Linked DNA regions of Mus musculus: region 1 is linked to region 2. A link is a contact called in ENCODE Hi-C or POLR2A ChIA-PET data. All regions are on one chromosome and are shown on one strand. The core of a region is the stretch at or near the end of the contact, and the rest is flanking DNA. Distances in the headings are between cores, read along the strand shown. Region 1 holds the start of Lamc2 (laminin, gamma 2). Region 2 overlaps Nmnat2 (nicotinamide nucleotide adenylyltransferase 2).

Evidence for each region. Hi-C counts contacts between places; a loop is a spot of excess contacts on that map. ChIA-PET counts read pairs that join two places held with the same protein, here RNA polymerase II (POLR2A).
Region 1: a loop to region 2 is called in a map of T-helper 17 cell, with 1.9 times the contacts of the local background. The contact joins the promoter of Lamc2 here to the enhancer-like site in region 2. A Hi-C loop is called at or near these places in 2 of 37 maps with a recorded cell type or tissue (Patski and T-helper 17 cell). POLR2A ChIA-PET finds 5 or more read pairs at or near these places in 2 of 5 experiments (Patski and embryonic stem cell).

The regions. Positions count from the first base shown.
Region 1 is chr1:153,183,419-153,190,486 of GRCm38, forward strand. It overlaps Lamc2 (laminin, gamma 2), which reads right to left and starts at 3,029. Exons shown (of 24, transcript NM_008485.3): 1 at 2,836-3,029; 2 at 2,491-2,683. The coding sequence starts at 2,569.
Region 2 is chr1:153,098,962-153,105,681 of GRCm38, forward strand. All of the region lies in intron 8 of Nmnat2 (nicotinamide nucleotide adenylyltransferase 2), which reads left to right. Among named protein-coding and RNA genes, the nearest start is that of Lamc2, 84 kb to the right of the region's middle. Within about 2 kb of position 2,753, at least 2 of the 3 ENCODE cell types and tissues checked have a DNase peak (open chromatin) inside an H3K27ac peak, as active enhancers do.

The DNA.
Region 1 (7,068 bases), core at 1,779-4,278, 85 kb after region 2:
ACAGTACCTGTACTCCAGACTCTCTAACGAAAGTGTGGATGGACCCAGCTGTGCAAGGCAACTCACAATAGCCATCCTTTTGCCAAGTCTGCAAGCTTGCTTACTACTAATGCTTTCATTTAGCAGATGAAGAGCCAGACTTCAAGCAGTTGAAGAGCCTGAAAAGTTACTGAGAACACTGTGATGGCTGAACAAGGATGACCTCCCCATAGGTTCATATATTTGACTGTTTGGTTACCAGCTGGTGGACTATTTGGGAAGGATTAGGGGATGTGGCCTTGTTGGAGGAGGTGTGTCACTGGGAGTGACTTTGAGGTTTCAAAACCCCCCAGCCAGGCCCACTCTCTTCCTCTGCATGCTGCCTACAGATCAGGATGTCAGCTCTCAGCTACTGTGCCCCGCCATGATGAGAATGGACTCGCCCTCTGAAACTGTAAGCAAGCCCCAATTAAATGTTTTCTTTTATAAGCAGCCTTGGTCATGGGGTCTCATTACAGCAATAGAACAGTGACTAAGACAGGCATTAACAAGTGAATAAACCAAAAAATTTTGCCAGGTCAGGCTGACTCTAAAGCCAGTGTTTTAGGTGAGACCAACCCTGTAAGTCTCGGTAATTATATCTTAACCATAATTTCACCTGCAAGAAATAACCAGGAAGCAACATCACGACTTCAGACCTTCGCAGCCCACAGGTGCAGCCCACAGGTGCAGCCCACAGGTGCAGCCCACAGGTGCAGCCCACAGGTGCAGCCCACAGGTGCAGCCCACAGGTGCAGCCCACAGGATGCCTGGATACAGGTCACTTTGGATTAGGACAGGTATCATACCTTTTGCCCAGCTCCTTGTATATCCCAGTGTGACAAAAATGGAAAAATATAAATGATCTACCATAATGACATAGTCTCACTTGGCTCCCAAATAAAGCTGTTTGAGGAGAGAACCTGGTATCTCAAGCAATCTGTCCCTAAGGAAGGGGAAAGTGCGAAAATGAGCCAACACAGAACTTCTGACTTTGTGTTTGGATGGACTGCTTGGGTACAAAGTCTGCTGTTGAACCTGACTTTATGAAACAATTGATGGCATCCTATAGATTTGGTTTTGTTATGTAATACCAACACACATGTATGTATTTAATTATAGCCAAGAGGAAAATTGCTGTACTGAAAAAAAATATACATATACATACACACACACACACACACACACACACACACACACACACACACACATATATATATATATATATATATATATATATATATACATATTACTTTTATAATGAGGTCAAAAAAGCTAAGAACACCTGGATCAAAGGTTCTGCCACTGCCAATAGCTGCCTGGGTGGCCTTGTGCAAAAACACTGCCAACTGCTCATCTTTTCAATCAAAGGATTCTTAATTGCTGATCCACTGGAAGTTACTTTTAATTCTAATATTCAGAGACTGTTTTCACTCTCAGAATGTTTTCTACTAGGTTTCAACCAGTTTATCCTGACTCAGGGGGAGCCCTCTCGACATGACCACTTTCATACATTTTTTTGTTTTAAAGTTCATCTTACATATCTGAGCTACACAACAGGTTTTGACAGGACTAGTGAAATGGTTACTATTGTCAAGAAAATGAACATGGCTATCATGCCAGTTACTCCTTTTTGGTGACAATTATACATGATCGAGCATCATGGCTTCCGATCCCTGGCAGTGGTGACTGGAACACCATGGAGAGCAGGAAGCAACAGTAACTATGAATGTGAAAAGTTGGGTGATCAGAGGAAAGCGCTTCAGCTAAGAGACAGAGAAACCCCCGCACTAGGTGTCATCATAGTTGACAGGACACATACACACGAAAAACAGTCGCTAAGTTCTCGCAGATTTTGTTTATATGACCTTAACTCCTCAGGACATGACAGCCACCGGGTGCTCTCGGTAGGAGTAAATGTTACTTGAAGTTTGAGTCCAATAAATACCTGGGAGGCGAAACTGTTCTTAGAAGTAACACTTGCAGTTTCGGGTATTACTAAAACGCTTAAAGTTCACGCTCTATCTCAAAAATACAACATGGATAACAAGGGGATTATGGAAGTTCTGTTTTTAGTCTGTGTGGTGCTGCCGGGCATGGAAAAAGTCCCACCTAACTCCCACTGGTAAATTACAGGGACCGGACAGTTTAAAGACTAGCATGTTACTGATTGAACGGGTGTGGAGGGGTCCCCTGTTGCCAAAGAAAAGAAAGGGAGGGAATTGAAAGAGGAATGGCTTTAGGGCAAGGAAACCTTCAGCTGGCACAACCCATTAGCTTCGTGTTTTTAACTCCCTTGGCTTTATGGGAAAACTGTCACTTTAGAGCGCGACTGTACAGGAGCCCCAGGTAGGGAGGAGATAGGCTCTTTGCAGATCCTTGACCTGACCGAGTGTGGATCCTCGAGGTGAATTCAGCCACCAACACCGTGTGCAGGGAAGGGCAAGTTGGAGGCGCGGTGGGAGCACTCACCTTCCCTCCTGGAGGTGGCCTGGGCTGCGGGCAGCAGGAGCGCGACACCAAGGCAGCAGCTGAGCCAGAGCGCAGGCATGGCCGGGCCGCGCTCCGCCGCTGCGGGTGCCTGCCGGGCGCCGAGTCTTCGCTCTGCTGTGCCTTCCTTTTCCCTCGATCAGGTGTTTTATCGACTCTTCTCCCTGACTCAGTCCTGACAGGAAGAGAGCCGGTGTTTCGGGGCGTGACTCACCTGTGAACAAGGAGGACCCAACCCTCCGAGGCAGACAAACACTCAGCGCATGCCGAGCAGTAAACCCGCTCGCTGCGGCCCCGGGCTCCCCCCTCCGCAACCGGGGAGCACACCTGGCCCCGCCGAGGGCGTGGTACTGAGGCTGCGGTCCAGAGATCCTTCTGGAATGTGCCATATCCCCTCCCTCCACCCGCACCCCGCTACACACAGCCGTTCTCTCCCGGGGTGGTCCTGGGCAGAACTCAGGTTGTAGATATCAGCCACCCCTTCCTCAAAACCGGAGGGGGCGAGGGAGTCTCAAGGGCACAGACATCCATTCCAGTCACAGTTGGACGCCCCTTCCACTCTAGTCTAAAACACAGGCAAATTAACCAGGCTGAGGGGCCCAACAGGATCGATCCTCTTCACTCTCAGGGTAACTTTTATTCTGAGATACAGCACGTATACATACCTCTGATTTTACTCACTTCTAAGCACACACACACACACACACACACACACACACACACACACACACACCAGGGTGACCCAAAGGTTGCTCTCCTGGGTCTATCTACCCCCTTAACCTTGAACTAGCAAACTCATTAAGCAAACTCATTAAACTGTTACGAACTAGTTCACAGTTGATATTCAACAAGCCTTCTGCTCATAAGAGAAAAGGTTTCTTAGTCTTTTAACATCTCAGAGCATATTTTTCACGACATTCTCTCTGGCCCCGCTAGAAAATAACGTTAAGAGGGATAGTGCCAGCCAAGCCCGGTGTTAGCTGAAGTGAGTAACACCAAGTGGGGGAGGGGATGCAAATCTTGGCTTATCCCACACTGTCCTGGGAACTTCTCCTACAGTGAATAATGCAGAAGTGACTGTCAGAGAAGGCTCTTAAATCCTGCTATAGACTTAGGATTTACTAGTATTTATGTAGACACAACGTATCCATTACAACCAATAACCACTTCTTTTCCTCATGGTAAGGACAGCAGAGGCCCTAAATAAATACCTAGTCACTGACTAAATGAATGACTGTACCATAGATAGTTCCGTAGCTTAACACTCTAAGATAACTAACAACGTAATCCATACATATTGTCAAAGGGTGTGAGAACTCCCATTTCTAAGTGTGATAGTGACCAGTGTAGGCTGACCAGGAGAGATGTGGCTGGCTTTGTACAGAACATGGAGTCTGAACTAGATACCTAGTTCTAACCAGGAAGTAGACAAAGCATTGAAGAGCAACAGAGGCAAGATAGGGTACTGCAGACAAGCCGACATCTCTAAAATCTAGCGCAAAATGAGCAACAGAATGGATATTCTAATTTTCTTAACCTAGACTCAACTCTCTTCTGCTCTGTCCAAATAATGTGGAGATTCTTCTCACTCAGAATCAGTGCCCAGCTACTGCTAACACTTCAGTTCCTTGAGAGCAGGCATCTATAATTTTTTTCTTCCAGTAGCAGCTATGCGGTGGACAGAGAGAGAGGGGGAGAGGGAGAGGGAGAGGGAGAGGGAGAGGGAGAGGGAGAGGGAGAGGGAGAGGGAGAGGGAGAGGGAGAGGGAGAGGGAGAGGGAGAGGGAGAGGGAGAGAGAGAGAGAGAGGGAGCACACTTGTTTCTGAGTGCTATGATCCTTGCATATCTACCATCCACTAACTGAAAATATTGATACTTCTTGTTTTAGAAAAGTCCAGGTACACAGTGTTGGAGGAGCAGGGCATAGGGCCCTGCAAAATCAAACCTTAAAGGCAAAATTTGTTTTTTAGCACAGATTTTCATTGTCTATCATATCTCAAATGCTTTCATTTTCATCTGCTACCCTCTTTAGTGATAATAATAGTAACAAAGAGACCTATCTGTCATTTATTGCTGGCATAAATAAGTCTGGCATACATAGTAGTCCTTTTAACATTCAATAGAACCCTGTAAATGAGGTATAGTACCAATGTCCCTATGCCACAGGCCAGGAAAGGTTAGGCAGCATGCTAAGAATGGCAAAGCCAAGATGCAAAGCCAGGCAATCTGGCTTCGCACTTCATAGCACTTTGATAGTCAGATTAAAAAGTGCCGTAGAGAAAGATAAGCTCACAATACTGAACGAGCTGAGTGCAATCTAAGGTTAGTCATCAACAGCCATCAAGGTATGGCCAACATCCATCACAGCAGGGCAAGACTGTGGACTCTTGGCATTCATCCAGGAAACCAAGTCACATAGGACTCTGCACAAATGCTTGTGATTTCCCCAAGATGTTAGATCTGAAAAAACCCACTAGTCACTTGGGCAGAGGGAGTCAGAAGGCAGCAGGCATCTTGGGTCCAGATCAATCAGTGCCTCATTTCTGTGGACAGTGCAGGATCCTACACCATCAGTAGGCACTCTCCTGTTGGACTCCATATCTCATTCTTCACCCATGTAAACAATCCCTCACCTTGGGCTTGAGTCCTCTGCTCGGGCCTCATGCCTTTTATTCAGAAGGCTTCTCCAGTGCATCACTGGATCTAAAAGGACTCCAGGGGTCAAAGCCAAGGCTCTGTGTCCCCATTCCAAATCCCACACTTGTCATTATCAAGGCAAGTTATTTGGGTTTCTTTGAGCTATGGTTTCTTCTAGAAAATGGGGAAAATGATAAAATACACATCTAGTAGGGTTGTTGAGAAGTGCAGATGAGTTAATGACAGAGCTAGGAACAGCCCAGGCACACACTCTATTCCATGCCCTACAATAATATACTCACTGTTGCAACCATTAGTGGTGGCGGGGCAAAGCTGCTATCGCTGTCTGAGCACCAGCCAGTCTGGTTTTGCCACCAACAAACACCTTATGAGTAAATGCCTTGCTTCAACCTTTTTGCTGATTTTAATTTTAGTCTTGAACTCCAGGGACCCTATTGTCTTAGTTCATGTCTAAATCACCCAGATTCATTTAGTTATTAACTAACTTGCATTTTTACCATTTACGCAGCTCTCTGCCCACAACCCCCTTCCCTGGCTAGCCTCAAACTCACTGTATATGGAAGGATAGCCTTCAGTTCCTATGCTCCTGCCTCCACCTCCTCCTAGGATTATAGGCATGGTCCACCACACGATCCTCAAGCTGGAAATTCCATACACAGATTTGCTTGCCTAAGGTTCAGTGCTTCCATTTAGAGCTTGATTTAAGGTGGACTGAGGTCTTACATTGCAAGCAAAATATAACGACATAATAGGTTACACTGTATTTTTATGATTAAGCCTTAATATGTGACCTTTCAAAAAGGCAACAAAATATATTTGATTTTCTGTTTGACACAAAGCTGTTCTCTTTTTTCAAATCTAGAAAAAAGTCCAACTGACGATCCCCCTCTGCTCTAGAAAAGAATAAACTATCGATCCACAGTGTATCACAGACGACTCTCAACGCACGGTGCCAAGCAAAAGAAAGCAGACACAAAAGACAAGAACCTATGCTATTCTGTTTGTAGGAAATTGTAGAAATGTAAATTTTACAAGACAAGAAAGCCGATTATATCTTTCTTGAGTGTTCTTTGGGGGATGAAAGAAATATTCTGAAATACTATCACAGCACAAAGTAACTTAAGGCCTCCAGGGATAGCTCAGCTGGTAAAGTGCTTGCAAGCAGGAGGATCTGAGGTCAATTCCCGGAATCTACATTAAAAAACAAAAACAAACAAACAAAAACAAACAAACAAAAAAAAACCTGGGGCTGGTGGCCCTAACTCGCTATCCCTGTGATGGAAGGTGGAAGCAGGCAGATCCCTGGGTCTCTGTGTCTGGCCTGCTCAGGTAAATGGGAGAGCTCCTATCTCAAAAAACAAAATAACTGCCACCTGAGGGGTGATATCCAAGGTTATCCTCTGGCCTCCACATTTAAATTCACTGACACACACCACAAATAAACATTTAAGCACACGCATACAGGTAATTTAATTGTATACCTAACGTCAGTAAGTTTGGCTTGCTTGTTTGATTAATTATTTATTAATTTAATTAATTAATTAATTATTGCTGTACTGAGGGTGGGGCATGTTAGGCAAATGTTCTCCCCAGTAGCTATATACCCTGTGCTTCAAAAATTGGTAAACTTAGGAGTTACAGAGACAAAGTTTGGAGCTGAGACAAAAGGATGGACCATCTAGAGACTGCCATATCCAGGGATCCATCCCATAATCAGCCTCCAAACGATGACACCATTGCATACACTAGCAAGAGTTAGCTGAAAGGACCCTGATATAGCCGTCTCTTGTGAGACTAGGCCGGGGCCTAGCAAATACATAAGTGGATCCTCACAGTCAGCTATTGGATGGATCACAGGGCCCCCAATGGAGGAGCTAGAGAAAGTATCCAAGGAGCTAAAGG
Region 2 (6,720 bases), core at 1,503-4,002:
TGAGGGCATTGCAACAGCGGCCTAAGGCGGCTGCTCCCTCTGAATCCACAGTTAGGAAGCAGAGGGACAGGAGTGAATGCTGATGCTCTACTTATCGGCTCTGTTCTATTCAGCCTGGATCCCCAGTTCATGGGATGCTACCACCCACAGTCAGGGTGGCTCTTTTCTCCTCTGTAAACACCCTCCCAGGCAGGCCCAGAGATGTGTCTCCATGGCGATTCGAAATCCCATCAAGTTGACGGCTTCCTTCAAGTACCCTAGACCTTTGTTTTTCTGCATCTGACAGAAACACCTGTGCAGGTATCCAGACGCAGGTCAGGAACTAGATTAATTTGAGGCAGAAGGCTCCTGGATCAGCCAGAGCTGAGACTTTTTTTTTTTTTTTTTTTTTTTTTTTGCTCCTCCCTTAAACAAAACCCAATTTGTGGCGATTTTCGCTCTGCCCACCGAAGCCAGGTGCTTCGTCCATCATCTATCGGAAGGCGGGCAAATTAGCTCTGATTCAAGTGTTCCTCCCTCCAATCGATCTTTCAGCAGTGCCCTTGTGAACGTAAGCATGCGTTTCCCCTCGAGGTTCTTGCAGGCTAAAAATACCCTAGTTACTAGTGCTTACATCGTTGTCCAACACAAAATTAAGCATATAGAAAGTGTGGAAGAGTTTTTGAACCCAGCTGGTAAGATCTCAGCAACGGTTGGATGTTATTTCGGTATTCTCTCATTGCTGTTAAGTCCTGGGAATTTTAGCTTATGGTTTCCTACACACTAGCCGCCAAACTACACCCCTGTCTCCCTTTGATGGTTCCCCTTTAAATTATTTTGTTTTATTTATTATTATATGGCATGCAAGTGTCAGAGCACACAAGAGGAAGTCAGAAGACAACTGTGTGCAGCTGGCTCTCGCTTTCCACCTTTGCTCGTGGGTGCCAGGGATCAAACTCAGGCTGTGTGACAAGCACTTTTACCGGCTGAGCTGGCTTCCCAGACTGTGTTTTTAATTTTAAAGAGAGAGTCTTCCTAATTTTTCTTAACTAATGATCCTCCTGCCTCAGCCTTGTGAGCAGCTAAGATTAAAAGGTGCCTCCCCAGCCTGAGCTCATTCTTTCATTTTGAAATATTTACTGAGCACCTTCTGTGTGACAGCAATTCCGAGTCTACAGCTAGGAGAACAGATAGAAACAAAATATTTGGCTAGTCCTCTTGCTTCCTATTGGGAAAGCCAGACAATTAATGAATCATATTTGGCTGTATCTCACAGATTATCCGATTTAACCCCTATGAGATGGGATCTCTATTCCCATCTTAAAAACATGGAAAGAGGACTGGCAAGGTGGCTCAGTGGGTAAAGGCACTTACTGTCAAGACTAACGGCCTGAGTTCAATCCTCAACTCACGTGGGACAAGGAGAGAACTTCCACATACACAACATAACATGTATACACACACATAACCACATATGTGTGCTTGTGCTCCCGCCCCCCCCCCCCGGACTAAATAAACATAACAATTTAATAATATATACAAAAGGGGGGCTTAAGCAAGTTGAGGCTTGTTCTAGATAGTACAGCTGTTGAATGGTGGAACAGGGTCTCACGTAATTCTTCAGATCCTTTGTCCAGTTAACATGGACCTGCGGAGGAATGACAGACATCCCTCAAAGCAGGCTCAGTGAAGGCACAAGCTGGGCATTGACTCTCGGCCTGGTCCAGGTTAAGCCGTCACAAAGCAAAGAGGTTTTCATGTAGGGAGGAGGCTAGGAAAGACCCAGTAGCGGGCACAAGCCTGAGAGAGGAGATGGCTGATAAGTGAGTTGGTTCTCTTCATTTGGAAAGGCGCTGGCTTTTGATGGAGTGTGCCGAAATCACTGAGTGTAATGATTGCCTGTCTGGGCCATTCTCAGGGTCTCAGCATTTTAAACAAGCAAGAGTTAATGTTTACCTGGAAGGATTAAATACCTAAAGGTGATTTCAGACACCAGAAGTCCGCCAATAGAGACACTCTTTTCTTCCTGAACTTCTCAAAGTCTCACATTCTTTTCATTGGTTGTGCCCTACATGCCTCTAACCAGCCAGTTATGGACTAAGCGGCTTCCTACATCCATCAGCTATGGGAACATAACCAAAGAAAATAAACAGAGGAAGAGCCGGGGGCATTAACCACTCCAGAAGAAATCCCAGGGCCCCCAGATAAATGGAGCAAAGGCAAACGTGGTTATTCAGGCTCAGATGACTTTTTATCAAACTGCTTAACTCCAGCCCGGAAGCAGGAAGCCTGCGCGACTCTTCCAGCCGCGGGGGATTAGATCCCCACATTGCTAAAACCCAAGCTGAATTATCCACAAGAGAAGGACCCCCAGTCCCAGTGATTCGAAATTTGGGGACTGATTTCTGCTCAGGGATCTCGTGTAAAAGGTGCTGTTGATTTTCAGGCTTTTGACACGAGGCCGGAACTCTGGGCCTTCCTTCCCACACTCCCAGTCAAGCTGGCAGCACCGTGGGGTTGGGGTTGGTTTCCTCTGGGAAGCCCCATTGAAGGAGCTTTCGTTTGTTTGCGTTGAGGGCCATCCTGGAAGTGCACTCCTGGCTGCCTGACTAGCCAGGTTGATCACACTAGTTCTGGACCAGCCTTTCCTCCTGACGGGGGCAGAAGCCAGAGCAGTACAGAGGATGCTCTGCTGGAGAGTGGTTTAGACATTCTCACAGACGGGGATTTATAGGGCTCTCTCCCCTTTCTTTACCCTCCCAGCAGTGCTTACAGCTGTATGCTCTAGGGGGCGGTAGAGAGCAAGGATCTGAGGATATCTGGTAAGAGTATTGAATTTATTTTATTTTATTTTTTAAGAGCAAAGTGGTGGGTGTTTTCCTTCCTTTGTGTCTTGGGTTTTTTGGGGTTTTTTTCTTCCATTTTTTAAAAAGATAGGATCTTGCTATGTACCCCAAGTTGGCCTCAAACCCATGATTTTCCTGCCTCAGTCCCTGAGTTCTGGGATTATAGGTATACACCATCACATACCATAAAGTCTGTTTCAACTTGTGGTGTTTTGTTTTGTTTTGTTTTGTTTTGTTTTGTTTTGTTTTGTTTTGTTTGTTTTGTTTTGTTTTTATGAGACAAGGTTTTTCTGTGCCCTGGCTGTCCTGGAACTCTCTCTGTAGACCAGGCTGGCCTCAAACTCACAAAGATCTGCCTGCCTCTGCCTCCCAAGTGCTGGGATTAAAGGCGCACCATCATGCCTGGCTGGAGCTGTGATATTTTTAAACTGAGGAAGTTTCAAGTCTCTAAAATATGAGTCTATCGATGGATCTAGAAGAAGTGTGAAGCAACAAAAAGAGTCTTCAAGAGTGAGCGGCCCAAGAGGGATCAGATTCCATCACTAAGCTGTGATCGCATAGATAGGACAGATTCCTGGAACTGAGACACGCATCTCGGAAGACCGTTGTAAGGATGAGATGTGATAATGAAGCCCCGAGAAGAGTTCCTGGCACATGGCCGAGCCCTTGGTAGATGCTTACGGGTGGCCCCCATGCATCCCTGGCTGCCATCTGCAAAGGACGCAGAAGGAGGCTGGAGCCGCTGATGTGCTGTACGACGAGAAGAAAGTAAGGAGGGTTCTGAGCTCTGATGTAGCGGGATCACGCTGGATCGTACCAGGAGAGCCTTCCAGGCCTTCAGTGCATCTTGAAGGATCTTATTGCTAATGAAGTTGAGCCCTCTGGTTAGAACACCTGAATGTTTGGATGAAAGGCACCATCATTATAATCTGGGCTTCACTTGTTTTACTTGGCTGCTTTTGCCAGTTGCTCATAAAGTGTTAGTCACTACAAGATATGAGTCACTGAGCATTAACTTGCCCATATCCTTCAATACAGTCAAAAATAATCTTTTGTTAAGCCTCTCAGTTTGCATTTTAAAATTATTTTAAATGATGTATTCATTTCTCTTTGGTTTTTGTCACATGTATACATACATATGTTATAGCCTGCTGAGTGCATTTAGTACTGACCACATGGTGTTAAATAACCAATTAGGGCATTTGTCCCAAGGGAAGATTGCGTCACCTCATGGCAGTCATTAATTGCCTGCTGCTTGTCATCCAGAGATGGGGACCCTTGGGATTTCCTTATCCACACTACGTGTCAACTGATGTTGCCATTATTCAAGTCTTTTTTTTTTTTTTTTTTTTTTTTTGGTTTTTTGAGACAGGGTTTCTCTGTATAGCCCTGGCTGTCCTGGAGCTCACTTTGTAGACCAGGCTGGCCTCGAACTCAGAAATCCGCCTGCCTCTGCCTCCCGAGTGCTGGGATTAAAGGCGTTCGCCACCACGCCCGGCTTATTCAAGTCTTGTTTAGGCAGCCGTATTGTTGAGATTTCAAGAGTGCTGCTTTTCTGTCCTACATAAGACACAAACTCTTAGAATCTTCCACCCCTCTTCCTAGATGTTACCTGAGCCTTGGGTGTAGGGGTTGTATAGATGTATGGATTGGGGTTGGGCATGCCATAGTAAGTCCCTCTGTGCAGCCTGGCCAGTTGAGGCTTTCTTTTCCCTTCCCTCCCCTCCCCTCCCCTCTCCCCTCCCCTCTCCCCTCCCCTCCCCTTCCTTCTCCCCTCCCCTCTCCCCTCCCCTCTCCCCTCCCCTCTCCCCTCCCCTCCCCTCCCCTCTCCCCTCCCCTCTCCCCTCCCCTCCCCTCCCCTACCCTCTCCTTTCCTTTCCTTTCTCTTCTGTTCTTCTCTCTTCTGTTCTTTTCTCTACTTTCTTCTTCAAAATAGGATTTCTTTATGTAGCCCTAGCTGTCCTGGAACTCACCTAGTAGACCAGGCTGTCCTCAACTCAGATCCACCTGCTTCTGTCTCTCAAGTACTGGGATTAATGACGTGTGCTACCACTGCCTGGCTTAGTTGTGACTTTCTGTGATGGTCTCTGCAGGTTCTACAACCCATGTGGTAACTACTAACATTTTGCTTGATGTCACCCACTAGACAGTAACCTATCCAAATGATGAATTCATATCTGTCTTCTTACCCGTACATCCTTAGTATCCAGGAAGATGTCTGGCTAAGGCCACAGAGCATCTATATCTGGAAGTCATCAGGGCAGGTCTTAGAATTCAGACTCCTGAAGGGATGATGCCGGGTCCACATTCCTTCCAAGAAACTTGCCTCCTGGGTCATTAAGTGCTCTCTCCCTCAAGGCCAAGTTGCTTCTTGCTTCGCATGCCTCATATCCTCTTCTCAGATTCTCTATTCATGGGAAGCAGAGTCCACCTCCAACTGCTTCCTCTCTTCCGCTCCACCTCCATCTCCCCTGGAAAACTTTAACCGTCAGATGAACCGATAGCGTCGAGACTAGGCTGGGCAGGATGCTGAAGCAAGATGAATGTTATGGACCCCACCTCTGAGGCCTCACACACAGGCCTGGGGAGAGTGAAGAGCCCAGTGTGATCCTGTCTCCTGAGGTTTGACAGTATGCAGGTACATTGGCCATGTAAGGAGTGAGACTGACCAATCAGGTCTGCTCTGTTCACTCTACACCTCCCACTCCACACTCCCAAGAGCAAGACCCCCGTAGGGAGAGCTGGAACAGATGTTCACTCACAGAGTTCAGTATCCTCAGGGGTCCCAAACCCGTCGCACTCGATATGTGTGTGCCCTGACTGTTCCTCACCACACAGGGGAATGTCCTATTCTCCCTGGAATCTCTGGAGGTCTGAGGTGCCTGTCCTCATCCCACTCCACCAGAAGGTTCAGCATAGTGCCCTGTAATTTAAAGGGGTGACTCCTAAAGACAGGCACGTGACAAAAGCTTAGGATGGGTGCATCAACAGTGTGTGTGTGTGTGTGTGTGTGTGTGTGTGTGTGTGTGTGTGTGTGTGTGAGTGAGGAGGGGGGCGGGGAGTGTGTAGGTGACATGTGAAAGTCGGAGGATAATTTTTGGGAGTCGCTTCTGTCCCTCCACCATGGGTTTCAGAGCTTGGTCTCCAGACGTCAGGTTTGTATAGCAAGCGCTTTTACCCACGGAGCCATCTTGCCAGCCCTAGGATTGGATGCATGCTTTATCAGTACCCGCCAGGCAAGGTCTGGGGACTCTGTTTTCTTGTTGTTTGTTTTACTTTATCTGCTTTCTTTTCACAAAGAGACTTTTGTCAGGATATAACGTCTCATTAAATAGACTCTTGTGCCACTGGCTCGGTTGGCTCTGGCCCCCGTCTCGTCCCCAGTGGCCTCTCCAGGGCAAGTATGTTCACCACGAAGCTACTTGAGTTTTCCAAGCCAAATGTGGCTTCTCAGGCATTTTTCTTTCCCAACAAAGAGATCCAGAAGAAGATCCGAAGGCTGTAGTACACTGGCAAGCCTTCCCTCGATTCTTTCCTGTGATGTGTGGGATCGGGTTTGACCAGTTTTTCCATGTGTGTATCCCCTACATTTGGCAGTGCCCCTCTGGTCTTTATTCTCAAAATCTTCTGGCTCTGTCAGACTTGTTAGTGCTGTTCATTAGAGGCTTTCTGTATTTACAACCTGTAAATACTGAATGTGGTCAATTTTACAATGACCAAACAGTCATTATAATGACCACTTTTACAACTTACCATTGTAAAATTGGCACCAACAGGGACTAAAGCTACAATGTCCGTCTATTCATCCATCCGTCCGTCCATCCTCTCCCACTCTCGCAATCATGCACGTGGTAGTAAGATCCAGGCTGTGGAAGTTAATTTAGCTAAGCAATTT